Linked DNA regions of Homo sapiens: region 2 is linked to region 1. Evidence: chromatin loops called from intact Hi-C (ENCODE). Cell type or tissue: heart left ventricle. All regions are shown on one strand. Each heading gives the region's core, and the rest is flanking DNA. Links, peaks and the distances in the headings are about the cores only. Region 1 overlaps N4BP1 (NEDD4 binding protein 1). Region 2 has its middle 61 kb from the start of SIAH1.

What was found. A loop is a pair of places that touch in the nucleus more often than their neighbours do. Peaks named below come from ENCODE experiments on the same cell type or tissue, not always from the same donor. Only the 100,000 strongest peaks of a DNase experiment are listed, where the experiment ranks them.
Region 2: it touches region 1 in a loop (2.6-fold over the local background); 9 of 110 quality-filtered maps call a loop at or near these places.

Annotation. Positions count from the first base shown.
Region 1 is chr16:48,536,080-48,541,445 of GRCh38, forward strand. It overlaps N4BP1 (NEDD4 binding protein 1), which reads right to left. Exons shown (of 7, transcript NM_153029.4): 7 at 2,647-5,366. Among named protein-coding and RNA genes, the nearest start is that of N4BP1, 71 kb to the right of the region's middle. RefSeq lists enhancers at 256-625, 656-725, 1,486-1,555, 2,495-2,994. In heart left ventricle, for the core only: a CTCF peak has its summit at 3,201 (motif pointing right); DNase peaks (open chromatin) are centred at 432, 1,310 and 1,921; H3K4me3 peaks cover 461 bases; H3K27ac peaks cover 2,324 bases.
Region 2 is chr16:48,443,344-48,448,709 of GRCh38, forward strand. No RefSeq gene overlaps it. Among named protein-coding and RNA genes, the nearest start is that of SIAH1, 61 kb to the left of the region's middle. In heart left ventricle, for the core only: no CTCF peak of the experiment used is centred there; DNase peaks (open chromatin) are centred at 1,787 and 2,188; H3K4me3 peaks cover 279 bases; H3K27ac peaks cover 1,739 bases.

The sequences.
Region 1 (5,366 bases), core at 120-5,119:
GGAAGGTGCAGCATCCGGAGGGGATGAGGGGTTTGGGCCCCACCCCTCACCGGCTGGGCCTCATGTCCCTTAGCCACACAGTGGGAAGAAGTAAGGGTTCCCAGCCCTTCTCAGAGTGGAGGTGTGACATGCCAGGGATCCTGAGGGGCTGGCAAGGGGAGAGGGTCCTGCTGGCATTGAGAGACACCCTGGTTTGGGGGAAGTCCCCTGAGCAAGCCCACGTGCGCAGCTGCTAGGGGCAGGCTGCGGGAGGCCCTCTTCTTCCTGCTGCCTGTTTTGGTGGCTGAAACTTTAGACTGATCCAGGAGCCAGACAGGCGGGCAGACAAGCGCATTCTTTTTGGGGGAGGCCGCCGCCTCCTCTTCTCGCTAGAAGCAGGGAGGAGGGGAGGACAGGGCCTGCCCAGGCCTGACCCCAGACTGGGTTTCAGGCTGTGGGGCCAAGCAGGGCTCCCTGGGGACTCGGGGCTGGGGAAGGAAAGCCCCAAAGGCTGGAGTCTGCGGTTTGGAGTCCTGTGACTCTGGGAGCTGAAGCCACCAGGCAGGAGGGGGTGAAAGGGGGCTGGTTTAAGAAGCCCTAAGCCTCTGGGCTTTTGGCTCCAGCACTGGCTGTGGGTACTTCTGCTCTGTTTCTGGGCAAATCCCTGCCTGCCCAGTCCATTTCCCCAGTGAATGCCCCCAGCCCTGGCATCCTCGGTGTGTAGGGGATTGGAACCTGAGCCGGGAAAAAGGCCACGTACAGTTTCCAATCAACATCAACTCATCTGTGTTTCCCGAAATGAAGTGCAAGGTGGCTCTGATGCATACATGGGCTCACTCCTGACACAGCTTCTGCAGAACTGGTCAACTTCTTTAAAAAAATATGCTCTTGGCATCCTCTCGCAGGAACAGGGCTGGATACGGGCCCACCAAGCAGGAAGTGGGGAGGCAGCTTCCTTCCGCAGCCTCCCTGTGCCCTGAAGACTGACAGCCTTGACCCAGGTCTGTCATGGGCCCTCAATTCTTTTCCTTGAAGGGTGGAGGTATCTTAGGTGCCATACCAGCTGCTGAGTCACCTCTGGTGCAGCTTTGCCTTTCAGGGAGGTGGGATGGCCCATTGGAATTCAAATCCTAAATCCTGGACATCTTAGCTTGAAGAAATGGAAGTTCCTGAGCATCTCTGTACCTCAGTTTCCTCCTCTGCAAAATGGAGATAATAACAGCAGCACTTTAGGAGTGAGGTGAGGATTAAAGGAGACAGAAGCTTGCCGGGCACATGGGTGGTGAGGGCACGACACTGGTTGCCGGCCTCAGCTTTCTCAGCACCCTGCAGGCAGGCAGTGGCTGTGCTCACTTCCTCCGGGTGCTCTCTCTGGTGACGGCACCCGAGGGACTCTCCCAAGTGCCTGCCTTGTTCAAGGAACAATGCCCTCTCTAGAACAGCTGGACTTCCCATGGCCCTGCTGAGGCACTGAAAGAAATGTAGGCCCTAACCTAAGCACCCTCATCATTGGACCACAGGGATAAAGGAGTGCGTTCAGAACCTGGAGGATGACGGCTTAGCACTTGGAGATAAGACCTGGCTGGTGGGGGTGTGGGATGACCTGGAAGGGTGGCGAATAGTTAGGTAGGTGTCCGCAGGGCTGCTGATCAGAGCCCCAGTAGCAGTCACTGAGCGGGGCTCTGGGTTGGGCACAGTTCTAAGCACCACGTTTATTCCTCATGTCACCCTTGAAGTAGAAAGCATTATTATGCCTATTTTACAGGTGAGGAAATCCTCATCTGTAAAATAGGCATAATAAAATAATGCTTAGTTACAGTTCTGAAGTATACAGAAAGTCAAACTCCAAATGAACAGTGCTGGCATTTGCCCAACTAGGGAACTGGGGAAAAGAACTGCCGTCAGGGGACTGAAGAGGCAGTGGGATGGGCACAGAGCCACGGCAGCAGGGAACAGCTCGAGAGCCAGGCCGAGTTCTCTGCTGAGGGGCACCAGGCCTGAGTTTCAAGTTACTCAACTCCGAAATAGTTGGCCCCTTCCAGCATTTTCTGACTGGGGTGGATACTCCTGAAGCCCTGTTTGTGCAGGTCTTTGGACCTTTCTAAACAATCTGCAAATCCTTGCTAAAGACAGTAACACGTGTTACTCAAGACTCGATTTCAAAGGACGTAAATCCAACTGGAATGACCAGCTTAAGCAAAAAGTGTGTTAGAATACTGGGGTGTGGTGACGTCCGAGGAAGGGCTTTCCTGACAACAGGAACCCAAGGCTCATGCTGCCAGGAACCTCTCTCACGTCGCCGCTTCTTTCCTGCCACAGGTCGACTTCCCCCAGGGTGGAAAATGGCTTCTGACAGACCTGGGCCTGGCATCCCACGATTCCCACCACCACAGAGGAACTCCCCAGGAGTGACTTGGACTGGCATAGGTTGGGCCGGCTGTCGGCCCTGGCCAGGAAGCCTGAGTGCATCTAGTATGCAGCCTGCGCCAGGTACCCCTCCCCGGACCTGTGTGCCCAGGATGCCATGTGCTGGAGCCTGGCAGGGGAGGGAGAAGGGAGTGGAGTGACCCCAGCCCCACCCCACTGTCCCACTGCAGGGCAGTGGATTCCCGGCCTCTTACTGGTCCTGCTGCCAGATGCCGCAGTCAAGAAGGCACTGTCCTCCAGTTCAGTTGAGCAGACATTTATTAAGCACCTATCAAGTGCAAGGCACTGTGCTAGGCGCCGTGGGAAATACAGAGAACACAGGCGGTCCCTGCCCACGAGGAGCTCACAGTCTAGAAAGGGCAGCAAGACAGTACACAATCAGTGGCAGCAGCACCAGCCAGAGTGGCAAGTGCTCAAAGCGAGACACAAAGTGCTGTGCGGTCACAACATCATGGGGATGCTTCTGGCAGAAGCACTGGAAAGGAGACGAGGACTCAGGCTGGGCCTTCCAGGAGGGAAGCCATTTGGGAGAAGGGCATCTCTAGCGGAGAGAGGTCCATCTGCAGAGCCCACAGGTCATGGGAAACATGTGGCTGCAGGGAGAGTTTGGGGACAGTCAAGTATGGCTGGGAGGTGGACAGCCACGGACACTAAGCTCAGGAGATGTGAACTTTGTGGTCTGGTCAAACAGCCACTGCAGATCACTTCGCAGGAGGAGGGGTGACTAGAAGTATGTTACTGGAAGGTAAATCTGGCCACACTGCAGCATCTGGACGGCAGAGGGCAGCGCTGGGAGGGGCCAGCCAGTTAGGGCCCACCACCCCTGGGTGTCTGAGAGTGGGAGTAGCGGGCAGGGGCCAGCAAAGCACGAGGGCAGAGCAGGGGACCATACGGAGGGTGGGTGTGGAAGAAGGGAGGGGCCCCATGCAAGCTGCAGGTCTGGGGAGCCTGAGGATGTCATAGGGCTTCCTGGTAGAGTGGAAAGTGCACTCCTGAAGGTCAGGGCCAGTCACTACAGAGAGGGGACAGCGAGGAGAGGGACGGTGTGGCCCTAAGGGTGACTGCAGTTTCTCAACATGTGGTCCGTGGATCACCTGCATGGGAACTGCCTGGGGAATGCGCTCATTTGCAGATTCCCGGGCCTTCCTCCAGAACTACTGGGCAAGCATCTGCCGGGTCATGCCCGGTAACCTACATTCTTAACACCAGCTGCCCTCTCCACCACCACGAGCCCCAAAGGTGGGGAAAAGTCTGCAAGCCACCTGCAGAGGAAGAATAGGGTGTTAAGGACTGGCTTTAGGCAAAAAGAAGAGACAAAAAGAATGAGGGAGGTCTGGGAGTGAGGGAAGTGGTGGGAAGCAGGGAAAGTCCGGTCAAGCCATGTGCACCAAGACAGAGCCCCAGCGCGGCCTTGCAGCCAGGCACCGGGCCGTCCCCAAGGGCTGCTCTCAGTCCGCTTTCACTTGGTGGGCGAAAGCCACATTTGCAAACTGGGAAGTGGAGAGTGGGAGGTGAGGGGAAGCACTAGCAATGAATGAAGAGGATTCTTCCGGGAATCAGGCTGTTTCAATCTAAAACATCCAAGATAAGTGGAAACACTGGGGAGGAAGGTGATGAACAGACGGAGGTGAGCCAGAGACACCTCCTGGGCAAGTCGGCCAGGAGGCGGGAGGCGTGGGTCAGAGACACTGCAGGAACTGGGTGAGGACAAGGAGGTGCGAGGAAAGGGGTTGGGGGATGGTCCCACAGGCAGCCACACCTGAGGCGTGGGAGGCAGGTAGGAGCTGGGGGAGGGCGGGGAGAAGAGGGGTTTCTGTGTGTAGATCTGAGTCCTCCCTCACATCCCAGCCGTGCCACAAGCCGCATCGGCATGAGGCCGGCTCTCCCTTCTTCACTGGTCTCAAAAGCCACCCAGGCCCAAGTCCCGGCCAGACAGCCGAGCCTGCCTAGCAACGCTGACCGGCCGCCCAGGATGGCCCAGACACCTTCTGTCTCCTGAATGCAGCCTACAGGGGTTCAAACAGACTGCTTGCATTAAGGTCAGACAAGGCTCTTTTACTTCCAGAGACAGCGGCCTGGAGCCTCGGGAAGAATGTAGGCCCAGGAATCACCCAGCCCCTCAGGACAACCTCTCTGAGCAACAGACATCCTCCCTGTTGAATGAGAGTGACATCTCTGCCCTGCCACCTACTTTACATGGATGCCACGAAGTGGGAGAGCCTGAGCAGTAGACAGGGAAGAGGCGAGCGGCCCCACTGCAGGAGGTAGACAGGCTACAGATACTTATGCAGCAGCCACACTGAGGCTAGTACTGGAGGAGGCTGAGAACCAGTAATGAGTTCTTAATGGTTTGATAATTTGGGTTTTTAAATATTAAATATTAAATATCAGGGGTTTCGGAAGGAATGATGAATTCCGTCTCATGCTGTAACTGATGAAGGCAACCAATGAGCAATCCTTCCTTCCCATAGCCGAGAAAGGGAAAGGGGACAGGCCAATCCCTCTGAAGCAGTAAGTCAGAACACGAAGACTTACAGAACTCAAACATCAAAGGTCAAGTAGCTTCTAGCCAGGAAAAGTGGTGGCCCCCTCAGCCTAGCCAGCACCAACCAGCATGGGTGGAGACTCAGCCTGGCAGTAAGGGCATTTCCTGGGTTTCCTCTGAAGCAGAGGAGAAATAGTGGGTCAGCCAGGCTGCTGGACTGAACCATGAGCCAGAAGGCCAGAATCACTGCAAGACAGCTCCAGCCCGCACACCTCAGTTGTGCTTTTGAAAACAGGTACAAAGCTGAGGCATGGGAGCTGTGACTGAAGTCGCCCTCCTGGCTGGCCTCGTCTTCTACCTCTGCTTCCACAGCTGGGTGACTTGGCCATAGGCCCAAACAATGGACAACCAGTTCCACATTAGGAGGCATCACGGACGCATCTGAGAGGAAACATGATTGAAGGACAAGCTTGGC
Region 2 (5,366 bases), core at 119-5,118, 93 kb before region 1:
ACCAGGGGACCTCAGGGAAGGCCAGCACCCTTCTTGGTGTCAGCCAGTACTTCCCCTTTGCTCACCTTCATTGTGTTTGCAATGTTATTTAGCAGCAGTGGCAGTGTGTCTTGTTCAGATCAGTGTCTGGCACATAGTAGGTGCCCAGAAATACTTGTGGCCTGACTTCAGCCAGCTTCCCAGAGCAACTGAGTTTCTGGAGGAGGAGGCCTTTGGGGCGGGATTTTGGGGGAAGACCAGGGGGCCTTGGTGTGCTGGCATGCAGAGGCACCAATATTTAGAAAAGTGTCACCCACATAGGCTTGACACCATGGTGTATGCCTGTAATCCCAGCACTTTAGGAGGCTGAGGTGGGAGGATCACTTGAGGCCAGGAGTTCAAGACCAGTCAGGGTAACACAGTGAGATCCTGTCTCTACAAAAAATTTACCAAAAATAGGGCTGGGCACAGTGGCTCACACCTATAATCCCAGCACTTTGGGAGGCCCAGGAGGGTGGATCACTTGAGATCAGGAGTTCAAGACCAGCCTGGCTAACATAGCAAAACCCCGTCTCTACTAAAAATACAAAAATTAGCCAGGCGTGGTGGCGGGGACCTGTAATCCCAGGTACTCAGGAGGCTGAGGCAGGGAGAATAGCTTGAACCTGGGAGGCGGAGGTTGCAGTGAGCCAAGATCACGCCATTGCACTCCAGCCTGGGTGACAGAGTGAGACTCTGTCTCAAACAAACAAACAAACAAACAAAAAACAATTACAAAAAAGAATTAGCCAAATGTAGTGGTGTGCACCTGTAGTTCCAGCTACTCAGGAGGCTGAGGTGAGAGGATTGTTTGGGCCCAGGAGGTGAAGGATGGGTCTTGTATAGTACTTGCATAGTACTCTGTAAATGTTTGACAAATTAGTGAATCACATTATTAACAACATGCATTTCACTAAGGAAATGATTAAAAAAAAGCCAGGTACAGTGGCTCACGAAAACAAGGCAAAATGATAACATTTCAACTATAAATAGCAGAGCAAGCAGTTCCTCTGTCATCCTGCAAAACAATGAGGTTGCAGTGATCCCAGATCGTGCCACTGGACTCCAGCCTGGGCCACAGAGCAAGACCCTGGCTCAATAAATTTAATTTAATTTAAACAAAAAATAAAATCTTGAACCCTGTGATGCCAGGACTCCCAAGAGCCACAGTCACCTAAGAATTCCAGCCAACATCTATTGAAGGCTGACTGTGTGCCAGGCACGGGTCTAAGCACTTTACATGGATTCATCCAATCCTCACAGTGGCTCAAGCCTGTAATCCCGGGACTTTGGGAGGCCAAAGCAGGAGCTATGATTGTGCCTCTGCACTCCAGCCTGCAGGACAGAGCAAGATCCTGTCTCTTTAAAAGAAAAAAAAAAGTGCCACGTATGTAATAAATGCTCCAAAGAAACATTAGAGGTGACGTTGATGATGGTGAGGTGATTAGTCATGAGTGACCAAGAAGCCAAAGGCAGAGGCTGGAGCCAGTTCCTGCGGATGCGTCCAACTCTGGAATCCTTGGAGATGTTTCTTTTTTCTTTCCTTTTTTTCCTTTTTTTGAGAGAGGGTCACCCAGGCTGGAGTGCAGTGGCACAATCACAGCTCATTGTAGCCTCAAGCTCTCTGAGGGATGTTTTTGAAATCCATGGATAATGATGTTTCTCTGCCTCTCCCTTGTCAGAGAAGCCTGGGGCCCAGGAGCTGGCAGGTCCCTATACCCCCTCCTGGAAGTCCACACTGCAGGCTTGTCCAGGAGCTTGCCTGGGTGGGACTTCGCTGGGCTAGGCACAGCAGGCCTCCCAGTCAGACTCCAGGGGACCAGAGCTGAAGAATCAGCCCCCACCAGCACACTCCCAGTTCCTCCTCTGCTGTTGGACACGGCTCTCAAGTTACTTCCCTGTGTGTGTGGTGGGGGAGTGAAGGGGACTCTATTTATCCTTCAAGCAACATGAAGGAAGAGGCTCATTGTTTTGCAGGATGACAGAGGAATTGCTTGCTCTGCTATTTATAGTTTGAAATGTTATCATTTTGCCTTGTTTTCGTGGCCTGAAGTCCCCAGCGCTTCCTGTCTAGCAGTCCTCATTCTCTCCCTTTGCACAGTCTGCCTTTAGTTTAAAATCTTGGGGCTGGGCGCGGTGGCTCACGCCTGTGCTCCCAGCACTTTGGGAGGCCGAGGCGGGTGGATTGCTTGGGCTCAGGAGTTTGAGACCAGCCTGGGCAAAATAGTGAAACCCCGTCTCTACTAAAAATACAAAAATTAGCTGGGTATGGTGGGAGCCGGGCCAGCTATCTGGGAGGATGAGGTGGGAGGATGGCTTGAGCCTGGGAGGCGGAGGTGCAGTGATCCCAGATCGTGCCACTGGACTCCAGCCTGGGCCACAGAGCAAGACCCTGGCTCAATAAATTTAATTTAAACAAAAAATAAAATCTTGAACCCTGTGATGCCAGGACTCCCAAGAGCCACAGTCACCTAAGAATTCCAGCCAACATCTATTGAAGGCTGACTGTGTGCCAGGCACGGGTCTAAGCACTTTACAAGGATTCATCCAATCATCACAGCAATGCTTTGAGGCAGATGCCACTATCATCCCCACTTTACAGAGGAGAAAACTGAGGCACGGGGTTGGTAAATTACCTCTCCAAAGTTGTCAGGTGGTAAGCAGGAAGAACAGATCCCAATCTCTGAACCACAAACACCTATATCTCGGAGAAAGGCAGCTCCTGTTTCTGGAACTTGGATTGGAAGAAAAGTAAAGACCAGTCCAGCACCGTGGCACATGCCTGTAATCCCAACACTTTGGGAGGCCAAGGCGGGAGGATCGTTTGAACAAAGGGGTTCAAGACCAGCCTGGGCAACATAGGGAGAACCCGTCTCTAAAAAATATAGAATTAAATTAGCCAGGCATGGTGGTGTGTGCCTGGGGTCCCAGCTATTTGGGAGGCTGAGGTGGGAGGATCACTTGAGTCTGGGAGGTCAAGGCTGCAGTGAGCAGTTGATCGCACCACTGCACTCCAGCCTGGGCAACAGAGTAAGACCCTGTCTCAAAAAAAACCTACCAAACAAACAAACAACAAAAAACTAGACCTTAAACACTGCTTCAATTTTAGCTCCAATTACAAGCAAGAGAGTTTTTTCTGTTTGAATCTTCCATCATCCCAGGGTACAGAAGCTAGATAGTGGCCAAAGAAATGCAGTCTCTGAGCCCTGCAGTGACAGCTGAAGGAATAGTGACTGACAGCAACTGACCCGTGACCATTTCCTGATTTCCAGCTTCCCCAACCCATTGGTCAGCTTTCCATCCCATGGAGGAGCAGCTTGGGGCCAAAAAGGCCACCTGCAGAGAGCACCAATGCCTTGTGCCAGAGACCACGCTAGGGAGGGGCTGCAGCAGAGGATTAGAGGTGCTTTGGTTTGCTTGCTTGTTTTATTTTGGTTTAATAATTAGGGAGGTATCCAGACCCAACCATGGTTCTTTTTACCGCATGTAGGCAGCGAAGCCCAGAGTCGCTTGATGCCTCAAAGGAGGTGATTAAAGTGGAAGAGAAAATATTCTTTTCTTGGCTTTTCAGTTTCAAATGCCTATGCCTTTAGGCAAATAGAAAGGACTAATCTAGGCTGGGCACAGTGGCTCACGCTTTTAATCCCAGCATTTTGGCAGGCCAAGGTGGGAGGATCACTTGAAGCCAGGAGGATCCCTTGAGACCAACCTAGGCATAGTGAGACCCAGTCTCTACAAGAAATTTAAAAATTTGCTGGGTGTGGTGGCCCGTGCCTGTAGTCCCAGCTACTTGGGAGGCCAGGGTGGGAGGATCACTTGAGCCTAGGAGGTTGAGGCTGCAGTGAGCTATGATGGTTCCACTACACTCCAGTCTGGATGAGAGAGGGAGACCCGGTCTCAATAATAATAATAATAATAATAATAATAATAATAATAATAATAATAAAAAAAAAAATTAAAAAGGACTAATGAACTCACCTAAAGATGGGGGGTGCATAATGAAGAAAACCAGCACCCTTCCCCAGGTGGGGGAATACAGATGTTGATGGGTCCTGAGTGGGGATCCTTGACCCTCGTGCCTTGTCTAAGCTTCAGATGGGAGGCAAAACATCCATCCAGACTGTGGAGCCGATGACCAGAGAGCACCCAGTACCATTTAATGGGAAAGGCCCTGGGCAGGCACCAGACACAGAGAAAGAGGAATGAGCTGGAGCCAAGGAGGCCTCCCCAGTGAAACGCTGCCAGGCGCCCAACACCAGCAGAGACTCTAGACCTGGGGCACGGAGGAGCAGGTGTCCCAGCAGCAAGCTGTGAGGACAGGTGGGACCCCAGGCCTTGATCGCAAGCCCTCGATGACTTCCTCGATAGCAAGCCCTGAGGAAAGGGGCAGGCCCCCAACATTGCCTGAGATGACATTTCTGCCACCTAGCATAACAGGGGCTCAGAATAAAATTGAGTTATAAAAAAAAAAGTAAGTCCCATTTTACTCTAATGAGGCATCCTTTAAAGACCCCAAGTGTGCAGCCTGGAGCTTGGCTTGCTGCATCGTGTGGAAACAGTATACACCGTTCTCCTTATGGGGCACGGGCAGCACCACTCAGCAAACCTGTTGCTTTTGTGCCTTCATGAAAGTCTTTCAGGAGTAGTCTACACAGCAGGTCTCTCATCACTCTGGGGAGCCCAGTGGCTCAGAAGCCCCCTGTAGTCCGGGGAAGTCCTGCTAAAGTACATCCAGCACAAACAAGCTTCCAAGCACAAACAAGCTTCCAACTCACCCACCTCCCTGTGTTCAGCTTGGAATAGCAAATACCAAAAAGTAAACATTTGAAACTGATGGCCTCAATGTACAGTCTGGAGTTCATGGGTCTAAGTTTCCCACTGGCGTTCCCCTCAAGGTCCACCATTACCTGGGCTCCACTGCCTGCTAGGCTTCATGACCCCTCTCCAGGGAGGCAGCATCCCAAACACAGCTGGGCGGGCATGTCCTTCCTTCCTCTGGCCCCATCCTTCACCATCCCACTGCATGCCATCCACACTGCCCGGTAAGCAGCCCTGGGGACCTCAAGACTTCACTCAAACACCACCTCCTTTGTGAAGTTTTCCCAGGTAGTGCTAACCACACCCTTCTTCTGTGACCTCACCGTGACAGGTACAGATGGCTACCGGTGCCCTGGCACTGCCTTGGGAATGAGTGTGTTTTAATGTCTTTGTCTTCCACTGCAAGACTTTTGGGGTTCAGGATAAGAGAGAGAGAACAGGGGGCATCAAAGAGGGTTGCTAACTACTTTGCTATGTAAAAGGATGTTTGTGAAACAATACCCCAGCTCCTCTACCTACCATCACCATTA